Linked DNA regions of Mus musculus: region 1 is linked to region 2. A link is a contact called in ENCODE Hi-C or POLR2A ChIA-PET data. All regions are on one chromosome and are shown on one strand. Each heading gives the region's core, a stretch centred on a gene start or an enhancer-like site at or near the end of the contact. The rest is flanking DNA. Distances are from core to core; before and after follow the strand shown. Region 1 holds the start of Ppp6r2 (protein phosphatase 6, regulatory subunit 2). Region 2 holds the start of Sbf1 (SET binding factor 1).

Region 1 (5,357 bases), core at 1,122-3,621, 100 kb before region 2:
CAAGGCCACAGGTTCAAGGCCAGTTTGCACAACTTATCAAAATCTTATGCCCTCAAAACAGACAAACAAAAGGTCTTTTAAGACAGGTCTAGCCGGGCGTGGTGGCGCACGCCTTTAATCCCAGCACTCGGGAGGCAGAGGCAGGCAGATTTCTGAGTTCGAGGCCAGCCTGGTCTACAAAGTGAGCTCCAGGACAGCCAGAGCTATAAAGAGAATCCCTGTCTTGAAAAACCAAAAAAAAAAAAAAACAAAAAACAAAAAACAAAAAACAAAAAACCAAAAAAAACAAAAAACCAAAAAAAAAAAAAACCCCCCCAAAAAAAAACAGGTCTCAATAGCCCAGGCTGCCCTTGAACTCAGTAAGTGGCCAAAGCTAATCTTAAACTACCGATTCTCCTGCCTCAATCTCCCAAATGTTGGGACTAAATGCCCAGCTCAAAATTAAGAAAAAAGAAAGAAAGAAAGAAAGGCTGGCGAGATGGGTCAGCGGGTAAGAGCACTGACTGCTCTTGCAAAGGTCCTGAGTTCAAATCCCAGCAACCACATGGTGGCTCACAACCTCCTGTAAGGAGATCTGACACCCTCTTCTGGTGCATCTGAAGCCAGCTACATATAATAATAAATAAATCTTTTAAAAAAAAGAAAGAAAGAAAAAAAAGTGTGTGTGTGTGTGGGGGGGAGCTAAAGGATGGAGATTCAGTTCATCGGTTCTGTTTCCTCAGTTTATATGTCAGACCAGTACCCACAAAAAATGGTGGTGTGTGTGTGTGTGTGTGTGTGTGTGTGTGTGTGTGTGTGTCTGGGAAGAGGGTGCTCAGAGCTGCTTCTGATACGTGAACTCTGGCCTGGACTTAAAAATAGTGTAAAGGTCAGGGCCAGGCTTGCACCTGCTCGCTGTTGCGGTAATGGGACTAGTGGGTCATCCCCTGTGTTTGGTATCTCCGCACAAGCCCCAGTTCTGCAGCACATTCGGCTTCTGTATTCAGGGTATCACTTCAGTCAGGATGGCCTGGGAAAAGCTGTGCTGCAAGAGACCACACCGCGAACCCAGGCGCCTCCAATTTTGCTTTCCAAACCGGGGAAGAAAACAAAACAAAAAAAATCGATTTCCTTTCCTCCAACAGTGTCTCTTTGGCGCCCTCTGCTGAGAAAAGGGGGAAACACAGCAGCACCACTTCAAAGAAAAAAAAAATCTTGGAAGGGCCCAGAAATGTCTCCCCCTTAGACATTTTTACACTCTGTAGTCCTAGCTGACCCGGAACTCGCTGAGTAGAGTAGAGTAGGCGAGTCTCGAACTGGCAGAGATCCCCCCTGCCTCTGGTATTAAAGATGTGCGCCAGTATGTTTTGCTTGCCTGAAACTCCTCCTGCTTTGGTCTCCCAAGTGCAACCACCCACGCCGGCTTATACTTTCGCACAGCGGTAGTGAACTTGCCACTGAGAGTGAGTGAGTTCATAGCTAGCATGTGTTGACACATTCCTTACATGTTTCTTTTTTTTTTTTTTTGATATTTTCCCATGGCTCACACTGCCACCGGAAATCAGTCTCATTTTAGAGATTAATTTAATTTGAACTCATTTCAACCCATGTTAGATGGCCACGTATGTGACGTACACAAGCCCTGGACAACAAGGATCGGTATCCAAGAAAAGAAAAAAAAAAAACAAAACAAAACGAAACTAAACAACAAAACAAAACAAAACAAAACGGCTTTGATCTCAACACAGAGGCAGAGGCAGAGAGACAGGAGAATCTCTTGTGAGTTCGAGGCCAGCCTGGTGTACAAAGCAAGTCCGGGACAGCCAGGGCTCTGTTACACTGAGAAACCCTATCTCGAAAAACCAAAAAAAAAAAAAAAAAAAAAAAAAAAGGTAAAAAGGGCTAGCTCAGCGGTTAAGAGCACTGACTGCTCTTCCAAAGGTCCTGAGTTCAAATCCCAGCCACCACATGATGGCTCACAGCCATCCGCAGTGAAATCTGATGCCCTCTTCTGGTGCATCTGAAGACAGCTACAGTGTACTTACATTAAATAAATAAATAAATAAGGAAAAAAAAAACCAAAAAAACAAACAAACCAAGTAGATCAGCGGACAGTCCAGTTCAGAAACAGGACGTAGCGGAGACGAGCGCGCGCACCGCTCTGGGGACTTGAAGGTGCCCAGAGGATTTATTTAGCACAGCCAGCTCGATCACGGGGACGCCTCAGGACGTTCCCCCAGCGCGACTCCACCAGACAGACCCTGGACCGCGGCCGCCACTCTGTGCCTCCTCCGGTGGCCCCGCCCCCGGGGCGCGCCCCCGCCCCTCCCCCGTCCGCGCGCTCGCCCGCCGGCCCGCTCGCTCGCTCGCGCGCGCCCCCGCCGCCGCCGCCGCCATTTTGGAGCGATCTCGCCCGCGGCCCCGAGCCGGTCCCGAGCGGGTCCCGAGCCTCCCGCCGGCTGCGCCCGAGTCCGAAGGCGCCGCGCCGCGGGGTCGGGCCCATGTGCGTGCGGCCCGCTCCAGGCCGTCCGCACTTCACCTCTGCGAGCGTCCTGGCCTCGCTTGGGCCTCCCTCGGAGGAGGAGTCGCTGCGACCCCCAGCCTGCTGGGCAGGTGAGTGCGGCCGCGCGCCCACCGCTTCCTGCGGCCCGGGGACAGGAGGGACACCCCCACCCCCCACCGCCTTCGGGCCGTCAGCGTCCTGCTGTCACTCAGCTTGTGCGGTCAGCGCCCTGTCAGTAGAGCAGCGCCTTTGTCACCCTGCGCTTCGTCAGGGGGTCAGCGCCTCCATCAGTCTGCTTCCCGGTCAGCCAGCACTCTCCACTGCCGTCATTCATTCATCCATCCATCCATCCATCCATCCATCCCTTCCCTTCCCTCAGCGCTCACCCTTCTTGACAGTCAACATCCCTTTTAGCTACTATCCCAGCTCCTGGCCTGTCAGTGGTCAGTTTTTCCCCACTCTCAGAATTAGTCTCAGCCTCTTAGTGGCCGCCTGGTTCTCTCCCTCCCAGTTGTCCACCTCTGCTCCTATCAAGGTCCCTCACCTCTGTCGGTGGCTGTAGAGGTGGGGCGGACCTTGGATACAGGGCCTGGGGAGTTGTCAGTGTTCCCTATCTCATCTTTGGGTTTTTTTTTTTTTTCCACCCTCCTCATCAGGGGCCCCGCTGGTGGTGACCTTTCCACCTATCAAGCGTTCCCTCCCCGCTCGCTCATCTCCTCCTACCAGTGCCCACTGCCAAGCGCTCGCTTTGTTATTGTCCTTTATTTCCATCCCATTCCTCTTCCGGGTCGTTCCCCAGTTGTCATCATCACCCACTGTCTTTCTCCCACTCCCCCCCCCCCCCCATCATCTTTTGCTTCTCCCATGCGCCTCTTCTTTCTGGAACTTCTTCACCTGCTACTTTGTATCCTCACAGCTGACTACTCACTTAGTGAAGGCTGTTTCCAATCTATTACGGAGCTCTTGCTGTTCGCTATCAGCTCTCAGTCCAGTCACTTTCCCCAATTCTCGCTTTCTGCTGTAGCCCCTCCCCGCAATTTGTCACCATCCTCAACCATGTCCCTAGGCCTTATTCCAGACAGGTTTTCAGGTTTTCACTGACACCTTCATCTGTGTCCTACCTGACAATGCTGCTTGCTGGCTTCTTACCATCTCATTCCATTCCCTATCCCCCCCCCCCCCTTTCCGGGACTGTTTTACTGTGTAGCCATAGATGTCCTGGAACTCTGGCCTTAAACTCCATAGAGATCCGCCTGCCTCTGCCTCCCTAGTGCTGGTATCAAAGGCGAGGGCTACTGTCACCCAGCTTCAGTCCTCATTCTTATCTCTTCACGCCTCTCTCCCTTTCTGTTTTTCTGAGACAGGGTCTTGCTATGGAGTCTTGGCTATCTATGTAGAGCAAGCTGGACTGAAACTCAGAGATTTGCCTACCTTTGCCTGGGATTAAAAGTTTTCCCAACCAAGTCTGATGTGTTCATCTCTTGATGTTCTTATGTTCTGGGTCAGCCCTTTGACCTCTCTGGTTCTCATGTGAGCTAAATAAGCTCTTGGAGGCAAAAAAGAGGCTATCGCCGGGCAGTGGTGGCGCACGCCTTTAATCCCAGCACTTGGGAGGCAGAGGCAGGCGGATTTCTGAGTTCGAGGCCAGCCTGGTCTACAAAGTGAGTTCCAGGACAGCCAGAGCTATACAGAGAAACCCTGTCTCGAAAAACAAACAAACAAACAAACAAAAAAAAAAAAAAAAAAAAAAAAAGAGGCTATCTTTTGTTTGTTTTTTTTCTAGACAGGGTTTCTTTGCGTAGTCCTGGCTGTCCTAGAACTAGCTCTGTAGACCTAGACCAGGCTGGCCTCAGACTCACAGAGATCCACCTGGCCTCTGCCTCCCAACTGATGGGATTAAAGTATGCTACCATTGCCCAGTAAGAAATTAGCTTTAAGGAGGAGGGTGGGAGAGCAGGCCAGAGCCTTTCAACACGGACATCGGGAGGAGATGGAAAGGGCCCAGATCTCTTGCAGGAACTAGATAATATTGGTGTGTCTAGGTTGGCTGAGAATGTTTGTCTTCTAGTCAGCCTTACAGCTTGAGGGGGGTGGGGGGTGAGGGGGGTGGTTCTAGGCTGGAGATTGAGTTGTGGGGCATTATGACTATCTGGATAGGAGGGGGTGTTGTGGTTCAAACCTCAGTAGTTAATTTAGGGAGGTATTTTGGAGGAAAAGCTGTTGAAGCTTCTTAGAGCCGTAAGTAACAATTGAAGAGGGGTATGAGAGAGTGAGAGAGCTCAGAGAGAGTCCCAGACTTCTCGGTAGAAGTGAAATGGCTGGGTAGTAGCATCGTCTAATTAAATGGAGAAGCTGGGTTGAGGCAGTGATAGATATGAGGGAATGGTTACATGTTAGAGAGAGCAAGCAAGGTTTTCCTTCGGCTGAGACTAGTGGGAAACTTCTAAGAAGCCCAGGGGCCATTAGGGAGAATGTATCTAACCGACAGATGTGAAACAGGAGAGGTTAGGCTGAACATACAATTTTGAGCAGGGAGATAATATTTAAAGCGTTGGGAATAGCTCTTTACTTAGTGCACATGATAAATGTGCTGAGTATTTCTTGTGTGCCATTGCATTTAGTATTGATTGATTCATTTATTTATTTGGAGACAAGGTCTCTCTCTGTAGCCTCAGCTGTTCTGGAACTTGCTATATAGACCAGACTGGCCTAGAGCTAGCAGAGATCTCCCTACCTCTGCCCCACAAGTGCTAGGATTCAAGGCATGCACCACCATGCCCAGCTCTGTATTTAATTTATATGGGAATTTCTCATCTAATCCTTAAGGTAACCATAGACTATAGGAGCTATAATTTCCCTGTTTGAGAGATAAAGA
Region 2 (5,850 bases), core at 1,968-4,467:
GACCCTTAAACTCTCAGGGTGTGGGGGGAGCTGGGAGGGAACTGCAGCCACCCCAAACAGCCCCAACCTGATCCAGAGAGAGGGCAGGCCCATGGGTGGGGACAGTAGATGGGCCCAAGAATGTGGCCACCTCATTACCATCAAGGCTGAAAGAGGCCAGGTCATGAAATACAAATAGTTTTCTTGGTTGATGGAGATGTAGCTTTTCCTCACAGGAAGTAGTAGAAGGGTACCTGTCAGGTTTAAGTCATGTAAAGGGTCTGATAATTGGTGTTCCCATTTGAGGACTCCCCAAGCTACAAGCAATTAAGTGACCATGTCTGGGATCTGGGCAGGGGTCTCAAACTATGCTGTCTGGTTCCTCATTCTAAAAAAGGTGTCCAGTTCAGTGACAGGACAAAGCACACAGCCCTACTCACCAGGTGCGGGGTCTATGCTGTGCCATCTACACCCTCTACTTTATAGAGTCTTAAGGGAAAGGGTTACACACAGCTCAGGCATTTATTGTCTGTAGCCTTGCCCACAAGTCACCAACTGTAACCATTAGCAACCAGAATGCTACCTCTCTAAAAAGGCATTCATTACCAAGGTTTGACTCCTAGCAGCTGCAGAGAAAAAGTTCTGATTCAGAACAAAACTGAGATATCCTCTCACGCGTATTCCCTTAATCTAAAGGACCCTGCATCCTAGGTCAGTCAGCACACAGAGGGCCCTTCACCTTCTTCAGAAACACCTACCTAGCGTTCTTACATCGGCTACTCAGATCTGAGATGTAAATTATCTCCTTGGGCCAGTCCTGTGCTATATCTTTACGCATAAGTGTTCCTGACAGCCTCAGAGCAGCTCCATGTGGCCCATTCCATATAAAGACGGGGAAACTGAGGCGAGAGTGCACGGTAACTGGCGCAAGCCAACGGTGAAGAGTGACAAAGGAAGGACAACTAATCTTCAGTGTGCTCCTCAGTTTGGGGTCTTTTGTTCTTGGTACTCACATCCCTTGCCTTATAGATCTGCCTTCAGCCCACACCCAGAAACCCGATTCCAGGCTGGTTCCTCAAAGGAATGCCTTGAAGCCGAGTGGTCAGCCAACAACCAGTCAACTCTGACCCTAGAAGGCAGTGCTTAGAGAGCTCACTGGCCTGCAGTCGCCACAGTGATGGGTAATCTGAGAATTACTCCATCACACCGGTGATTCAGGAAAAGTAGCCACCTCTGGCCTCAGCCTTCTATCCCGTCCTGTACAGAGGTCAGAGGTCCACACCTCTTGTACAGCTGTATCAGTAAGCCCCCACGTGCCACAGCAACTTCCCATGGAGCTACCCACACATCACCCTCAATTTTACTCCACTCCCAGCAGACCTCCCCAACCTGGCCTTTACCTACATTCTGTTTCACAGGACCTTCTTCATAACCTTCTCACCACCATCCAAGTCCATTCCATTCCTCCAGCCCTGGCCCAGCGCCCAGCCCGAGACCCCAGCCAGCCCTCAGCCAGCTTGGTTTCCTCACTCTCCAGCAGTACTCCTCCTCCGTTCCAGAGGAGGCACCTCACTGGCCTTCACTTATGCCTTGGAGCACAGGTTCTCCCTGTGTGTGCCAGTACAACACTGGTGGCAAGCCTCCTGCTCAAGGAGGACAGGGGGATGAACACAATGTGGTCTCTGCCTTTGAGAACTCCCTCTTTGGAGGGAAAGACAGATGCTCGGGACTGAGTGCCAAAAGATATAGACTTGAATACATGAGAGCAGAAAGAAGCGAGGGTACTGAACAGATCTGAAGACAGAGGTGGTGGTGGTGGTGGTGGTGGTGGTGGTGGTGTTTTCCAGTGCATACAGGGTCCATCATGTGGACATTAAACAAAGGAACAGTCCTAGTGGAGACTTAGCAAGAAGAAAGGCAAAGAAGAAAGTTTGGGTCCTGAATGGTGACAGTGACAGCTGGTCTGAGAAGCAGCAGAATAACTGTGTGGAATAGATAACTGGAACACGGTAGGAAGCATTACATCTAGGGATTAAGGGGCTACCTCATCTGGCCACAGTTGTCCCTAAGATACCGCCCCTCTGCAGGTGGACTCTGACAGCCAGAGTACAAGTCCCAGCCTCCATTCCAGACCCACACACTCAACTTCTCTATGCCAGATTCTATGCTGAAGATAGGGCAACAGCAAGGCAATCTCAGTGGGCTATTGGGAGAAATGAGATCATACACACAAAGGGTTGTGCAGGGCCTGGCACACTGAGGACTCCAGCCAACACCCCCCAACACTGTTGTCTCCATGGCTGTGGTTGATGTCACTGTCAGGCTCCGTTTTCTCCTACCCCCAGGACTGAAGGGCTCTCAGACACAGGTGCTGACTCCAGATCAGGGCCTCCTAGATCACCACACTGATCCCCCGCTGAGGGGCCTGGCTTAGAGGCTTGAACACCAGGAATGCTCTCCTCCAAGTGTGACACTTTCGTCTGAAGTCCGGCTCCATACCACCGACGAACCCCTCCCCCTCCACTGCACCCCATCAAGCGGTGCTTGAGGCTTCAGACCTAGCACTGGGTCAGAGAAGCTGGAAGACGAAAACGTTCCGCCCCCCTCTCTGAAATTCCCAGACCCAGCCACCGGCAGGCGGCCAAGGCGGGGTGAGCCCATCCCACCCAACTTGGAATCGGGGAGACCGAACTGCAGCAGGGTCCTCCAGCCTCCCACGCCCGAGCGACACGCCCCTGCCCACCTCGGAACAGCGACGCAGGTGCCCAGGTGTAGGAGGGATGTTTCTTACACAGGCCATGTCGTCCGGGGTCCTCGCGGGTTGCCCCGACGCCACCGTGGCCAATAACTACGGAGGCCTCTTTTCGAGAGCCCCGAGAGCTCGGCCCCAACTCCTGACCCTGCCTCCGGCCGGGTCTTCTTAGCTTCGAGTCCTCAGTCCCAGTCCCTCAGTCCCCCCCAGCTCGTCCCCCTCGGCGCTGAGACTCACCGCGCGGGTGCGGCCCGAACGCCACCAGCACGAAGTAGTCCGCGAGCCGCGCCATGGCAAGGGGCGCAGGCGGGCTCCACGGCTCGAGGGTTCGATGGCGGCGCGCTCATGGCCCGGCGCTGGCCCTAAGCTGCACACTTGGGACACCCCGGGCCCGCTCCTCTGCGGCGCCGCTGACCAGGGCTTCCGCCGCCATCTTCCCAGCCAGCCGGCCCGCCCGGGCGCTTCAGGAGCCTGCGCAGTTCTGCCCCTCCCGTGTAGGCGGGACCTGGCACAGTGCGCTTCCATTGGGCCACTCCGCATGGGGCGGGTCCAGAGGGCGCTGCCCCGCCTACTACCTCATGCTCAAGGACCGGCTCAACCCTTTGGGCGGGTGAAGCTTACGGCGGCCGGGGCGGGTCAGCTACCCTGGTCCCGCGGCCGACATTTCGACCTGAAGCACCACCGGTCAGGATTAGGGCATACTTCCCCGTCGGAACTGAAGCCCCGGAATGAAGGGAGACCTGGACCTCACCCTTGGGAGAGCCTAACTCCGAGGGTCAGGGGCGTGGTCCAGCTCAGTCTGCCTGAAGCAAACCAGTGGAGCTCAGGCCTTGTCCAGCCAGTCTCCCAAACTAGAGGACCGAGCTGGGGGATGGAGGAGTGTCATGGCTTCGCCACTCACCCTGCCAATCTTATGGTGGCCAAGGGAAAGACTTTACAGGCTTTTTTTTTTTAAGTTCCTAGTGCAAAAAGGGGCAGCTAGATATTTCACCATTGGATGGATGGGATATCCAACACCTGCATTTAAAAAAAAAAAAAAAAAAGTTCCAGCTTGAGTCACCTTCCTGCGAAGTTGGATCGCCCTGGAGGTCAGGGGGTTGGCCAGGCCTCTTGCAGTAATACAGGAATGGACACTTGTAGGAGAGGCAAGGTCCTTGACCAGGAGATTAAAGGGGGAGGACTAGGCTTGCTTGTTGATGAGTTTAGTTTTCTGTGAGAACTGAAAGACAAGCCACCTATTAGCATCGTGTTCCCTCCACCTGCAAGATCTGGAGAATGAATGAAAGCAATCTCAGGAGAGACGAGTCCAGTCGTCAGTGTACGTGTATAAAGAGTCTCGGCCCTTGAGAAGCTGAAGCAGGTCGTTCATGAATTCCAGTCCAGTCTCCTTGGCTTCATCAGGAAACCATGTGTCCAAAAAACAGGAGATATAAGGGCCTTTCTGGAGAGATAGTTTAGAGGTTATGGGAATCTGTGCTGGATTTGCAGCACCCTCGCCTGCAATTCTGGGTCCAGGGGGATCTGTCGCCCCCTTCTGGCCTCCGGAACGTGTTTGTGGTGGTGCGTGGACATACATGCAGGGAAAACACCCATACACATAAAGTGAAAATGTCTTTTTTAAGAGAGGGGGATGAGCTTGGTGGTCATGGTGGTGGTGGCAGCGCACGCCTTTAATTAAAGCGCTTGGGAGTCAGAAGCAGATGGAGTTTGAAGCCAGCCTGGTCTACGGAGCTAGTTCCAGAACAGCCAGGAAGCCCTGTCTTGAAAAAAATAAGATAAAATAAAAATAAATAAAAGAGGGGAAGAGGAAAAGACTGTCCTAGGAAAGTTCTGTGCACAGAGACACAAACCTAGCTCTCCTTTGCCAATGCCAGGTGAGCTGCAAAATCTTCCTTTCTGCTTAAAACCTGTGTTTGAACTTGATTGAGTTGGCTGCTTCTGTCAATCAACTAAAACTCGTCTCTATACTCGTAAGAAATGGTGGCAGGGGGCTGGAGAGATGGCTCAGAGGTTAAGAGCACTGACTGCTCTTCTGGAGGTCCTGAATTCAATTCCCAGCAACCACATGGTGGCTCACAGCCTTCTGTAATGGGATCCAATACCCTGTTCCGGTGTGTCTGAAGACAGCTACAGTGTACTCATATACATAAAATAAATAAATTTTTTTAAAAAATGGTGGCAGGCAAGTTTGACTTGGTGTCTGAACCTGGGGTTGCCTCTCCTAGAAACTATAAGGATCCTGTACCCCATTCCTCCCATGACCACTGGGGCCCAGTGTCATTACCTAAAAGAACCCCAATCCTGGCAGGGGGTCCTTTCCAACTATCCTCAAGTGTCTTGCCTCTAAATTGAGTACTCTAACCACTGCATCCCCAGGTCACCTGCTAGCGACTTCTTCTCCTCAAGGGCCTGTCGTCTCCTCTCCTCAACCAGTGTAGGCCCTCCTCCAAGACAATATTCTCGCATCCCACTGCTATGCACATGCACACCTCCAAACGCCTGTCTCCTTGCAGACTGCTGCCTCTGTTTTTCGTTGCCCACGTCTCACCCAGCTATGTATTCTCTTCACCATCTGTATCCTGCAGACCTAAGAAGGTGGGGCGACCCTTCTTGATGACACAACTGACTCAACTTGAGATAAATGGGTACCCCCTACAGAGTAGGGTGGCCCACAGTGACACAGTGAGCCTCGCTTGTGTTGGATGGATACTCCCAAAACATACTCCCTCGCCTGCTGGTTAGTAGGCAGTTGTCTTTTGGTCTTCACTCTCCAACATCTTCCTGTGTTTTGGGGATGGCCAGCTAAGCCTTGAGTTGGCTTTTCCTAGAGGAAACAAAAGCATTCCCATCCTATGGTAGGCCCCCAAAGTGACTCATCTACACTACCTTCCTTCCAGAGTCACCTGCCTTGCCCAACGACCTACGCACTTCCCACTGCTCTGTATCAGTTCCCTCAGTGCACCAAGTCTTTCACTTTCAAAATCCTCACCATTGGGATCAAACCTCAAATTTATTCCTCTTGGTGAAAACAATATCTCTTGGTGAAGTTGCCCCAAGAATATTAAAGTATCAGTTTTCAATCTGTGCGTCAAGTCCCCTTTGGATTAGTTTAATGGCCC

The links. A loop is a pair of places that touch in the nucleus more often than their neighbours do. ChIA-PET counts read pairs that join two places held with the same protein, here RNA polymerase II (POLR2A).
Region 1: a loop to region 2 is called in a map of heart, with 2.2 times the contacts of the local background. The contact joins the promoter of Ppp6r2 here to the promoter of Sbf1 in region 2. A Hi-C loop is called at or near these places in 1 of 37 maps with a recorded cell type or tissue (heart). POLR2A ChIA-PET finds 5 or more read pairs at or near these places in 3 of 5 experiments (Patski and embryonic stem cell).

The regions. Positions count from the first base shown.
Region 1 is chr15:89,209,188-89,214,544 of GRCm38, forward strand. Ppp6r2 (protein phosphatase 6, regulatory subunit 2) reads left to right here and starts at 2,372. Exons shown (of 25, transcript NM_026813.2): 1 at 2,372-2,592.
Region 2 is chr15:89,312,094-89,317,943 of GRCm38, forward strand. Sbf1 (SET binding factor 1) reads right to left here and starts at 3,218. Exons shown (of 41, transcript NM_001170561.1): 1 at 2,969-3,218. The coding sequence starts at 3,023.